Linked DNA regions of Homo sapiens: regions 1 and 2 are each linked to region 3. Evidence: chromatin contacts called from ENCODE Hi-C or POLR2A ChIA-PET data. All regions are on one chromosome and are shown on one strand. The core of a region is the stretch at or near the end of the contact, and the rest is flanking DNA. Distances in the headings are between cores, read along the strand shown. Region 1 holds the start of CCDC12 (coiled-coil domain containing 12). Region 2 holds the start of DCAF1 (DDB1 and CUL4 associated factor 1). Region 3 holds the start of QRICH1 (glutamine rich 1).

What was found. A loop is a pair of places that touch in the nucleus more often than their neighbours do. ChIA-PET counts read pairs that join two places held with the same protein, here RNA polymerase II (POLR2A). Pooled maps may share reads with other maps.
Region 1: a loop to region 3 is called in a map of naive thymus-derived CD4-positive, alpha-beta T cell, with 16 times the contacts of the local background. The contact joins the promoter of CCDC12 here to the promoter of QRICH1 in region 3. A Hi-C loop is called at or near these places in 2 of 168 maps with a recorded cell type or tissue (breast epithelium and naive thymus-derived CD4-positive, alpha-beta T cell) and 7 of 50 pooled maps.
Region 2: a loop to region 3 is called in a pooled map, with 18 times the contacts of the local background. The contact joins the promoter of DCAF1 here to the promoter of QRICH1 in region 3. A Hi-C loop is called at or near these places in 5 of 50 pooled maps. POLR2A ChIA-PET finds 5 or more read pairs at or near these places in 2 of 52 experiments (CD4-positive, alpha-beta T cell and T-cell).

What each region holds. Positions count from the first base shown.
Region 1 is chr3:46,975,482-46,979,344 of GRCh38, forward strand. CCDC12 (coiled-coil domain containing 12) reads right to left here and starts at 1,264. Exons shown (of 7, transcript NM_001277074.2): 1 at 1,156-1,264. The coding sequence starts at 1,251. RefSeq lists enhancers at 1-450, 451-1,152, 977-1,286, 1,856-2,556 and a silencer at 1,377-1,516.
Region 2 is chr3:51,498,745-51,503,036 of GRCh38, forward strand. It overlaps DCAF1 (DDB1 and CUL4 associated factor 1), which reads right to left and starts at 1,271. Exons shown (of 25, transcript NM_001387579.1): 1 at 1,129-1,271. RefSeq lists an enhancer at 721-820 and silencers at 931-1,160, 3,413-3,512.
Region 3 is chr3:49,091,958-49,095,882 of GRCh38, forward strand. QRICH1 (glutamine rich 1) reads right to left here and starts at 2,114. Exons shown (of 10, transcript NM_198880.3): 1 at 1,955-2,114. RefSeq lists enhancers at 1,238-1,750, 2,119-2,238, 2,349-2,688 and a silencer at 1,749-1,998.

The DNA of each region.
Region 1 (3,863 bases), core at 14-2,513, 2.1 Mb before region 3:
TTCCCAATTTCTAAGGCCCACCCTTAGTTAGAAATAAATCTTTTCTTTTTTTTTTTTTTTTTTTTTTGAGACGGAGTCTCGCTCTGTCGCCCAGGCTGGAGTGCAGTGGCAGGATCTCGGCTCACTGCAAGCTCCGCCTCCTGGGTTGACGCCATTCTCCTGCCTCAGCTTCCCAAGTAGCTGGGACCACAGGCACCCGCCACCACGCCCGGCTAATTTTTTTGTATTTTTAGTAGAGACAGAGTTTCACCGTGTTAGCCAGGATGGTCTCGATCTCCTAACCTCGTGATCCGCCCACCTCGGCCTCCCAAAGTACTGGGCGCGTGAGCCACCGCGCCCGGCTAAATCTTTTATTTTCGATTTTTTTTTTTTTTTTTTTTTTGAGACGGAGTCTCGCTCTGTTGCCCAGGCTGGAGTACAGTGGCGAGATCTCGGCTCACTACAACCTCTGCCTCCCAGGCTCAAGCGGTTCTCCTGCCATAGCCTCCCGAGAAGCTGGGATTACAGGCGCGCACCACCACGCCCGGCTAATTTTTGTATTTTTAGTAGAGGCGGGGTTTCACCATGTTACCCAGCCTGGTCTCGAACTACTAACCTCAAGTGATCCGCCTGCCTCGGCCTCCCAAAGCACTGGGATTACAGGCGTGAGCCACCGTGCCCGGCCTCTTTTTGATTTTTGCACGAAACGACTCCGGCTGTATACCCACTGCTGTCACTTGCTGCCCTGTCCAAGGAGTGCTGCCGGACTGGGGAGTCTGTCTGACTCAGAATCGAAGGCGGGGGTTAAAGACCAGCTAGGCCATAGAGGAACGGAACAAATCACGCCTAACCCAACAAGCATCTGAACCTACAGGCAGCCCTAGATACCTACACGAGCAACACCCGGGAAGCAGGAGTCAGATGGACTGCGGGTCGCTGACCACTGCCTTGCCCACCCCCGCGCATGCGCGACGACCGCACCAGCGCCAGAGGAGTCCCACGCCAAGCAGCCCCAGACATCGTGGGAGGGCGCCGTCTTCTCGCGCATGCGTTAGCGCCCGCGCATGCGCGCCCTCGGCAGCTGTCTTTCCTTATTAGCCCTTTGCTCTCCTCAAGCGCGACCCGGACCCCGAACGCTGGACGCCTCAACTGCGACCCTCACTCCACACTTCTCACCTTGCGCCCGGTTTTCTCCCGTAGGGCCTTCAGCCGTTCCTTTCGCCGCAACGCCTCTTCCTCTAGCCGGCCCACACCAGCCGTAGTTGCCTCCATCTTGCCCGCGTACGCCCCTCCTTTTCTCCCGTCTTGCATCGCGCAGGCCTAAGGAGAGTGGATAAATGTCTCGCGGCCAATCCAAGGACGAGAATGAGAGACTGGGAGGTCCTGAAAGCCAATCAATGCGGGGTTATTATGGGCGAGCCCTCCCCGCCTTGCCCCGCCCCGCCCCGCCCCGCCCTTATTCTTCCGGACAACTTGCCTAGTGGGTGGGGAGCCAGCAAAAAAAAAAAAGAAAAAAAAAAAAGCTAAGGCTCGATTTATCCAACGCTGATCAGTGAAAGAGCAGCAAGTGGAATTCAGACCTGAGAGAAGGAGAAAAGAGTGCGTCGATCGCTCCGGTTTTGCCCAAGTACTAACCACACTAATCACTCCATGCTGGCCTCTTGGAATGCCCTGACTCATCCTTGTCCACTTGACCTGACAAGGCTCGAATGCCTTCAAGAAACCTTCCCTGGGCCGGGCGCGGTGGCTCACGCCTGTAATCCCAGCACTTTGGGAGGCCGAGGAGGGCGGACCACGAGGTCAGGAGATGGAGACCATCCTGGCCAACATGGTGAAACTCCATCTCTACTAAAAATACAAAAATTAACTGGGCGTGGTGGCGCGTGCCTGTAATCCCAGCTACTCGGGAGGCTGAGGCAGGAGAATCGCTTGAACCAGAGAGGCGGAGGTTGCAGTGAGCCGAGATCGTGCCACTGCACTCCAGCCTGGCAGCAGAGCAAGACTCCGTCTCAAAAAAAAAAAAAAAAAAAAAAAAGCCTTCCCTGATCCTCCACTTCGATCCCACCCTAATACAAGGTATGACTTACACCTCTGCAGCTGTCAGTGGCTCCCCGGACTCACCTGACAAGCGCCCCTAAGCCCCTCTGTGACCACTCTCAGCTCAGACAAAGCCTGCACAGTGAGGGGGACCTGACTGTATGGCTGTTTCCCTCTGGACTCAAAGATGATCCCCTCTCATTCCCATCCCCTCCTGGAGCAGCAAAGTCCTCAGGGTCAAGTTACCTTTCCCGGGGAAGAGCAAACCCCAACCTGGGTCCAGTGGGCCTCAAGTACTGCCCCCAATCCCCAGCTTAGAAAGACTTGGGGTGGCCTCGACTGCAAGTCGCCACAAGATTCATGGCTACCCAGCAGAAGCTGCCAGAGTCTTCTTTCCTGCATGAACTAGAGTGTCCTGATAACCGCGAGACCACTTAGGCTGAAGTCAAGATATTCTTTCAGTATGTGGGGGTCCCCAAAGCCACACCCCCTCTCACTTGGGAATAGGAGACCATGCCGCCCCCTCTCCACCTCCACTGCCAGGGGACAACTAGCCTCTTAGGCTGTTCCCTCCCTGAGTCTTCCCTTCCCAAGCTGGCTACAGGTGGACATCCACTCTTCCCCTTCCAACTCCCTTCAGAGGCCCATGGGCCACAGACTGCAGATCTAGCCCTCCCTTCACTAACCCTCTTGTCCTCACTAACCTGGGTCTGTCTAAGCCTTCTTCCCTGTAGTGGATGGGTTGCTCTGCCAAGGCCTGGCATGCAGTTTGGAGGTGCTCAGGAAACCTCAGCTCAGAGCTATGATGGATGAAGCAGGACAAAAGGCCAGAGGTGAACCAAGAAGCTGGGAGAACAAAACAGGACAGGGTCTCTGTTGTCTTGGCCAACCAAGGTCTAGGAGTCTCCAGACTGGTCAACTCCTGGAACGAGTAGCACCCCTCTGGGCCCAGAAAACTTCTCCCCAGCCCCAACAAAGAGCCTGATCCCTGCCCAACACCAGGGGTTGGGTCCCTGCCACCATCACCCCGTGCCCCTTTCCCCGTGTCCAGACTGTGAGGTAAGGGGATGGGGAAGGGGGCACGGGGTGATGGTGGCAGGGACCCAAAAAAGAGTCAGTCAAGCCTGGGTCCCTGCCCCTGCTGCCCAAGTGGTCCTCATTTGGTCAACTTGGGCCTCAGTTTCTCCATCTGTAAAACAGAGCCGGCCGGGTGCGGTGGCTCATGCCTATAATCCCAGCACTTTGGGAGGTCGAGGCGGGTGGATCATGAAGTCAGGAAATCCAGACCATCCTGGCTAACACGGTGGAACCCCGTCTCTACTAAAAATACAAAAAATTAGCTGGGCCTGGTGACACGCGCCTGTAGTCCCAGCTACTCAGGAGGCTGAGGCAGGAGAATCACTTGAACCCAGGAGGCGGAGATTGCAGTGAGCCGAGATCGAGTCACTGCACTCCAGCCTGGGCGACAGAGTGAGACTCTGTCTCAAAAACAAACAAAAAACAGAGCCATGAGGCACCCACCTGTTGAGGTTAAAGAAACAACATATGTGAAGCAAGTTCTGGGCCCTGGAGTTGGGGAATGGGGGGAGCCCCTCCACTGGAGCGTTTGGGAAGGCTTCCTGGAGGAGGGAGGGGGACCCGTGGCAACGGTCTAAGCCTCTCTGGGATCTGGGAGGGCACCGCGGCCCCGAAGGTATTTCAGGCTAGTCCTGCTACTCTCTAACTTCCCGCCATCACACTCCACAAACAGCTAGAGCTCAAAAGTTGCGTTTCGGTCTTCCCATAAAGCGACAGAGTAGCACCTGGCATTTGATAAGCGCTACAAGGGGTCGTCATGGTGGTGGTGG
Region 2 (4,292 bases), core at 21-2,520, 2.4 Mb after region 3:
TGAATAAATGTTATATAGAAAACCCAAATGGTCACATCATTAAGAAAAATACTAAATAGATCCTAAAATCTAAATATACACATTTACATAAACATTAAAGGTAAACTCCAGTAAGCTGGAAAAAGAAAATGCAGGATGATATTACCAATTAACCTCTCATTCTGTACATTAACGATGCATTTTGAACAGGAAGATGCTACTAATATAAAAAATTAAGACATGTAAACTAATTAAAAGGCTTCATCAAAAAAACAGGGTAAGGAAAAACCAAGACCAACATGACATGGCCAAGGACGAGTCATTTGTGACTCAAAAATAGCTAAATACAAACACTCCAAAACTATTTCCTCAACAAATGGAAAACCAGAGCGCTGCCACCGCAGTAAGAGGAAACCAGACAGAAAACCGTCTAAGAAGTGAAGTTGTTAAGCAAACGCTTCTGACACCCCAGTTGAAAACTACTATAACCCCCGGAAATAGACTCCAGGGAAGCTTCGCGGGCACTCTGAGGTTTGACTCCAGGCTGCGGGACCCGCACACCTCTCTTTCCAACCCTTCCCTCTTTCATGGGGATGGGAGGAGCGCCCGGAAAGCTCCGCCCCCGTCGCACGGTCCAAGAGGCAGGCGGGTGCAGGGAGAGGTGGCACGAGGCCGAGAGACGGGAGAGCCCGCCCAGGTGACTGGAGCTGGAGGCGGAGACACAGTCCGGGAAGGGGCCCGCCGTATAGTACGGAAGATGGAGCCCCGCAAGCCCGTACGGAACAGAGACTAGGAGGATTGGAAGGAAAAAGAAAACAAGGGAAATGAAATGCGCCCCTCCTCCAGGTAGGGGCGGACACACCCCGCCCCCCCACTCCGGGCGGAAGAGTTACTCTCGGGAAGCTTCTCGTGGGGAGTGGAGGAAGAACGTGGAGGCCCCGCCCCCAGGACAAGAATCAGGAGGAGGAAAAGTCCTGTCAGGCCCCGGGCCCAGCCTCCCGGCAGACCGGCCCGCCCCCTCCTCGCCGGCGGCCCAAGCAGGTGCCGCCCCTCCCCCAAGCCCGGCGCCCACTCTGCCGCCCGGCCAGCCGCGCGACCTGCTTCCTCGCGCCCCTCCCGTAGAGTCGCCTCCCTCCATTTCCCACTCACCGTCCGAGGCGGCTCCGCCGCTGCCCCCCCCCGACCCCGCCAGTGGCCACAGTTCACACACACACAGCCTCAGGTCCCGCACTCACTCTCCACTCACACACACACACAGCGCGACCACGGCTCCACAGCGGCCCACATATTATGCGTCACTCGCGCGCTACGTGCACCGCGCGCGCGCGCTCGCGCCTACTTGGCGCGAGGACCGCGAGCAAGGGGCGGGAAGAGAACGCCTGCACGATCGGGGAAAAAAAAAAAAAAAAAAAAAAAAAAAAAAAAAAAATCGAAGAGCCCCGGGGACGCCTGGGAAATGAAGTTCCGCGTCTAGGGGCGGGCCCACCAGTCCCAATTGACGCATGAGCTCTTCGCCTGGCGCATTGACTTCTGGATTTGTAGTTTTTTTGGATAAATGCGAACTGCTGAGTACTCATTGGCTGCTTCGGAAGGCGGAAGTGAAAAGTGAGGGAGCCAATCCTTCTAAGACAGTACTGTAATCGCCTGATACTTTTTCAGTGTCTTGTTCTGACCTGTGTGCGCAAAGAGCCTCTGTTTTATTTGGCCATTTGCCTTATCTTACCTAGAACATACCGTGATCTAAGAAAATATTTCTCATAAACATATCAGAAATCACAGCACTCATTAAATCAGAAGGCACTGGTTGTTTTTTGTTTGTTTTGTTTTGTTTTTTTGAGACAGAGTCTCGCTCTGTTGCCCAGGCTGGAGTGCAGTGACGATCTCAGCTCACTATGACCTCCGCCTCCCGGGCTCAAACAGTCCTCCCACCTCAGCCTCCAGCTGAGACTACAGGCGCATGCCACCACACCCAGCCAATTTTTGTTTCTGTTTTGTATGTGCGTGTTTGGTAGAGACATGGTTTTGCCGTGTTGGCCAGGCTGTTCTCGAACTCCTGGGCTGAGTTCTCCCAGCCTCTTTTTTCTCTGTCTTTTTTTTTTTTTTTTTTTGACAGGGTCTCGCTCTGTCATCCACGCTGGAGTGCAGTGGCGCGATCACAGCTCACTACAGCCTCAATCAACCTCCTGGGCTCAAGCTATCTTCTCACCTCAGCCTCCCAAGTAGCCGGGGCTACAGGTGTGCACCACCACACCCGGCTAATTTTTAAAAATTTTTGTAGAGACGAAGTCCCACTGTGTTGTCCAGGTTGGTCTTGAATTTCTAGGCTCAAACGATTCTCCTGCCTCGGCCCCCCGAAGTGTTGGGATTACAGGCATGAGCCACTGCACCCAGCCTCTGTCTTTTTGTTCAAGACCTAGCCTGTAAGAATCAATAGATACTTATTGCCAGGTTATTATACGTGAGGCAGAGAAGTGAAAAATCAAAAGCTCATAGATTAAGGCAGGACTGACCTCACAGGTCACTTAATTCAATTTCTTCATGTTGTTGGGAAAAATGAGGCCCAGAGGGAGTGAGCGACTTGCCCAGCATCACACAACCAATTAACAGCAGAACCAGAGGACTCCTTACTCTGACCAGCAGTCCCTCTTGTGGGGCATAGAAGATAAACATGACCCACAGTTGAGCAGAATCTCGACCTGACAAGATCCTACCCAGCGTTCAAGGCCTTATGCAGCTCATTATCTCTCCGGGAATGCTGAGCAAGTCTCCGTGCATCTCCATGAGTCTTCACGGCAATACTGTCACATGAATACAAGACACAGCAAGCCTGCTGCTATGCTCAGGCTCGACAGCTAGTAAGGATCCTGAATCCTGGGTCCCTTGGTTTCATTCCCCACTAGATCCCATTTCCCTCTTTCCAGAAAAGGGACCATCCTCCTTCTCTTAAATGTGTAACTTGGAGCTACTGCTCCAAGCAGAGATTCTCTAATATGTGCTGGGAGCGCCACAGACATGTCACCTTTCTTCACTTCTTTCTCCTGCCACAACACACAGGTCCCTTCTCTGTGCTTCTGGAACTCTACCTCTGTCAGTAATGGCCAGTACCATTTCTTTCAACTTCAGAGCATGCTGGGCCCTGAGCCAAGTGTTCCAGCCACACTCTCTCATTTAACCCTCACTACCCTGCCACACACACAGGGAAGATATGGTTAATCACCTTTACAGATGAGAAATCTGGACCCAGAGAGGTAGAACAAGGAATGGAACCCACATGCCATTCCTCCAGCACTCCTTCAGGTGACTTTCCTGCCATGCCTCCCTGGGCCATGAACCTAAAATGTATGAGGATGGGACATTTAAGCCTTGGATATCTCCCCTCTGACTATGGTCTAGCCGGCCCAGTGGTGACTTCTCCGCTGGCTGGGGTCCTAAGAGGCAGAGCCCTTAGGGGAGCTCAAGGCTTAGCTCACGCGCTCCTGGCACTGCCTCAGTCTGCCACCAGATGGCACTGCTTCATTTCAGAAACCCAACCTGGTCAGAGCACTGTGGCTCATGCCTGTAATCCCAGCACTTTGAGGGGCTGAGAATCTCTTGATCCCAGGAGTTCAAGACCAACCTGGGCAACATAGAGAGACACCCCCACCCTCACCCTTGCTCCACTGTCTCTACAAAATATCTTAAAAATTTGCCGGACGTGGTGGTGCATGCCTGTAGTCCCAGCTATTTATGAGGCTGAGGTGGGAGGATTGCTTGAGCTTGGGAGGTTGAGGCTACAGTGAGCTGTCATTGTGCCACTGCACTCCAGCCTGGGTGACAGAGAGAGACTCTGTCTCAAAAAAAAATTTTTTTTTAATTTTTTTAAAAAACAAACCCAGCCTGGGGCCCTGGGTTGGTGATGGGAGCAAGAAGCATTAAGAAGGGGCTTTGGAGAAGCCAGGGCCTAGGAGGCAGGGGAAGCAGGGGAGGAGACAAACAAGGCCTCTCCAGCAGCCACGCCCTCAGGAATCTGCACTCTTAACTCCTGCAGCCTCCTCTACCCCTGCCAACACCTCCCCCTCCCCAACATGCACATAGCCACACACCTGCAGACACCTTCAAACACCTCCTTCCCACTTCTGGGAAAAAGAAGAGGGAGCACCCAGGCTTTCCCAACTGCACACGCATTCCAAGTGTGCTTGGTGGCATATTTCACAGATACCCACATGTGCCAGATATACAAGCATGCACACTGTGCATTAGGCACCCAGTCCTCACAACAAATACTTTCACATCTAAGCATATGCACACACAAAGCTACAGACAATCCAGGCCCA
Region 3 (3,925 bases), core at 864-3,363:
GTTACTTGGGAAACTGAGGCAGGAGAATCGCTTCAACCAGGGAGGCGGAGGTTGCAGTGAGCCGAGATCACACCCCTGCACTCCAGCCTGGGTGACAGAGTGAGACTCCGTCTCAAAAAAAAAAAAAAAGTCAAAATTTTAAGTGTATCCTAGAAAAACTTTACAGCTTTTCTTTGAACCATTTAGGTCCGTTTAAAAGCTGAGCCTGCAAACGCTTAAATCTGCGGGTTCCACTGACTTATATCCTAAGAGGAGAAAACTGAGCAAGTAGCGAACTGTGGCTGAATTCAAAGATGCCGTTCTCCCACATCTTCATTTTACAGCACCTAATAGTTTCTGGAAGACAGCACCCAGAATTGACAGGATTTGTAATGCTTCAGTATTACCAGAAAAAAAACTGTGCACAGATACTTCCAGGATATGAACAATTTTAACTCACCAGTCACCATGTTGCATGTATTTCTGCTGCTTGTCCTGAGTTCTTAAGACTTCTAATATTCTGAAGAAGATAGAACAAAAAAGTTCCTTCCATCCTCAGCCTCTTTTTATTAATAATTTTAACTTTGTTCTTAAAAACAATACAGTACATTAGAAAGAACTACCCCACCATTATCAAATTTGATGGCTAATTTTACTTCCTCTTAGCTTCCTATTCCTTAAGCTTAATTGAGCAAGACTGTAAATCAAACTAGCAGATGTTTTGTATTAGAAAAAAGAGGTGCCTATTTCTCTAGAACAAACCTAGAACTTCCTTGACACCAAAACACAGCGGCAGGGTCAAAAAAAGAGCTGAAAAGGACTGAAATCCTACACCAAAAGTGACTTTTACAGTGATACACTATCAGATTTTAGTAATTTCTGCTGGGATTTCTGCAATTTCAAAAAAGGTAAAGCACTGATTCTCAGGTTGTTCCATTTTGTTTAAGGCCAACTTTTTGGCTGAGGCAAAGGTGGGCCTTTAATATAATAAAGTAAGCCCCTCCCACTTACGCAAAAGAAAAGCTGCGTTTAAGGATTTAAACTGGCATTTTAGAGCTCGGAGTTCACATGGGCCACATAAGCGAATTCCCTTCCGGAGCGCACAGAGGTGACGTGTATGAATTACGCTTATGGACGTATTAGTTTCTAATGAAAGATAAGCAGGTACCACTCAAGGGCCTTCTAATATTAACCTTCCCTGCCCGGCAGAAAGCCCAGTACAAGGTGAGGAAATCCGAAGGGGCTCACTGCCCTCTCAAACCAAGAGGGCTTGGTTTCCGAAGCAGAGAAACACCCTACCCAAGCACCCGCACCGTACTTGGGCCTCAAGTAACGGCATTCTTCGAGGAGAACGGGCAATCTCGCCCCCCTCACAGAGGAGCGGAACCGCAAGCCAGACAGCAAAGCTGGTTGGTTTCTCTCCAGGCCGAGGCCACGGATGCCCGGGAACGTCACCAGACCAGAAAGGACCCAATCCTCAACCTTCCCAGCGCAACGAGCCGCGGCCGGCCCTCTGCTCAGCAGAAGCCTCCTGCGCGCTCTCGAGGCAGCACCGCCACCCGATATCAGAGCGCGCGCCCCAAAACTGGGGGTCGTCACGGGCGCGCGCTCCAGAAAGCCGCGGTTGCCCACGGGCCACAGCTCCTAGAGCAGAGATATCCGGGCCGGGAACGCGCACGTCGGCGGCCACGCGCACCGAGAGCCGCACAGCGCGCGCGCGTAAAAACAGGCTCAGCCGCGCGCCCGCACCGGCGCGCCATCTCGCGCCGCGCCCACCCAAATCCCCGGGCCACCCCTCCCCCATCCACAGGGCGGGGTGCGCTAGCCCAGGAACGTTTTCGGCTCCGGAGCCGCCCCGAACTCTCCAGGGCCCAGCGGTAGTGGCCCGCCCGCCCCCGCCCGCCGTTGTGTGGGGTGGGCCCCCCGTCTCAGGCCTACAGCTTCGCCGCATCCCCACCCGCACTGGAGCCCTCACCCGGCGACGTCACTGCCGCCGCCGCCGCCGCCTCCGCTGCACCCGCCGGCCCCGCCGCACCGCCAGGGACCCTGGTTCTGCCGTCGTCGCTCCAAGACCGACAGGGTTTTCTCCTCACAGCTCCCTGGGCGCCATCTTACATTCAACCCTCACAGCCAATAGGAGCCGATTGCTCCTCTCGCGATAATCGGGGCGTCGGATCCCGCGAGATCTGGGACTGCCTACCGGCCAAAATTAAAGTGAACGCTTCAGCAGGGGAAGGTGGCCGCGCTTCTGGCCGCTAGAGCGGATAGTGGATCCTAGGGTATGGAGCGGCTCGCTCCGCCCATGGACGCCTCTCCATGTGGGGCGGAGCTAGGGCCGTGGCTTGGCCTAGTAGTGGAGTCTCGGAAGGCTAGGGCTCCAAGCTAGCTCTTTGGACCCACCTTCCGTCGCCCGCCAGAGCCTCCTTTGGTCGAGCACGCCCACGCGGGGCGGGGCCTGGCCAGGCTCGGCCTCTCGCTTAAGGTGGACCCCACAAACTTCTGTCCTGGGCCTGGCGTCCCCAGCCGTGCCCTGCCTGGGAAGCCTCTAGGTTGCTCACCTCCTGGAGGAGTCAGCATCTGGTACTCCCGCTGTCTGCTGCCATCTGAGTTCAGCCTTCCGCAGTTGGGTCCACCTTAAAGCGGGCCCCCGGGTAGCCTAGTGTTTGTATACAGGGAAAATGTGGAAGGCGTTAAAGCTGCAGGCACACTCGGGCCTCAGCAGCAGCCTACACTGCCCCCAGAGGGCTTCCAGCCTGCTGTAGACTCTTTTTGCCTCGGAGCTTTTGCCCTTGTTCCTCTTATCCTGGCAAACTCCCCGTAGTCTTTCGTGATTCCCTTCAGAAGTCACTTCGTTAGAGTAATGTTTTCTGAGGCCCAGGCTGGGTCAGGAACCTCTTCCAGTCTTGCACAGGCCCCAGGGAGACCGCTCCCATACAGTGCTTGGTCACCCATTTCCCCTCCCGTGAACTTGGAAGGCCACCACAGCACGTATGCCCCATCTCACTTTGCCTGGCACGTAGTAGGCACTCAAAAATTATATGCCGAATGGGCCGGGCACGGTGGCTGAAGTCTGTAATCCCAACACTTTGGGAGACCGAGGCGGGTGAATCACCTGAGGTCAGGAGTTTGAGACCAGCCTGGCCAACATGGTGAACCCCGTCTCTACTAAAAATACAAAATTAGCCGAGTGTGGTGGTGCATGCCTGTGATCCCAGCTACTTAAGAGGCTGAGGCAGGAAAACTGCTTGAACCTGGGAGGCAGAGGTTGCAGTGAGCTGAGATCACACCATTGCACTGCAGCTTGGGGGACAAGAGTGAGACTCCGTCTCAAAAATAAAAAAGAATTATAGGCTGATTGGGCGCAGTGGCTCACGCCTGCAATCCCAGCACTTTGGGAGGCCGAGGCGGGCAGATCACCTGGGGTCAGGAGTTCCAGACCAGTCTGGCCAATTTGGCAAAACCCCGTCTCTACTGAAATTACAAAAATTATTCAGGAGTGGTGGCGCCCGCCTGTAATCCCAGCTACTTGGGAGGCTGAGGCACGAGAATCGCTTGAACCCGGGAGGCAGAGGTTGCAGTGAGCCAAGATTGAGCCACTGCACTCCAGCCTGGGCTAGAGTGGAACTCCGTATCAAAAAAAAAAAAAAAAAATTATATGCTGAATGATCAGACTGGGAGCTAGGCCTCTCCACACCAGCAGAAACAAACCTTTTAGATCCCTCTGGCACAGGGGTCCTAACCATGGACAAACACCCCAGGGCCCTCCATTCTCTCAGACCAGGTGCGGAGGGTATGAATCCTACCCAGGCCCCTGCCTTTAAGCACCAAAAAGTGCACCGGTGCTTTCAAAGCTGTCAGTACCACTCTGTTCTGGGAAAGTCCATTCTCACAGACAAAATGTGCAAAAGGCACATCTCCATCCCCCAATCATACCACCACCACCAGC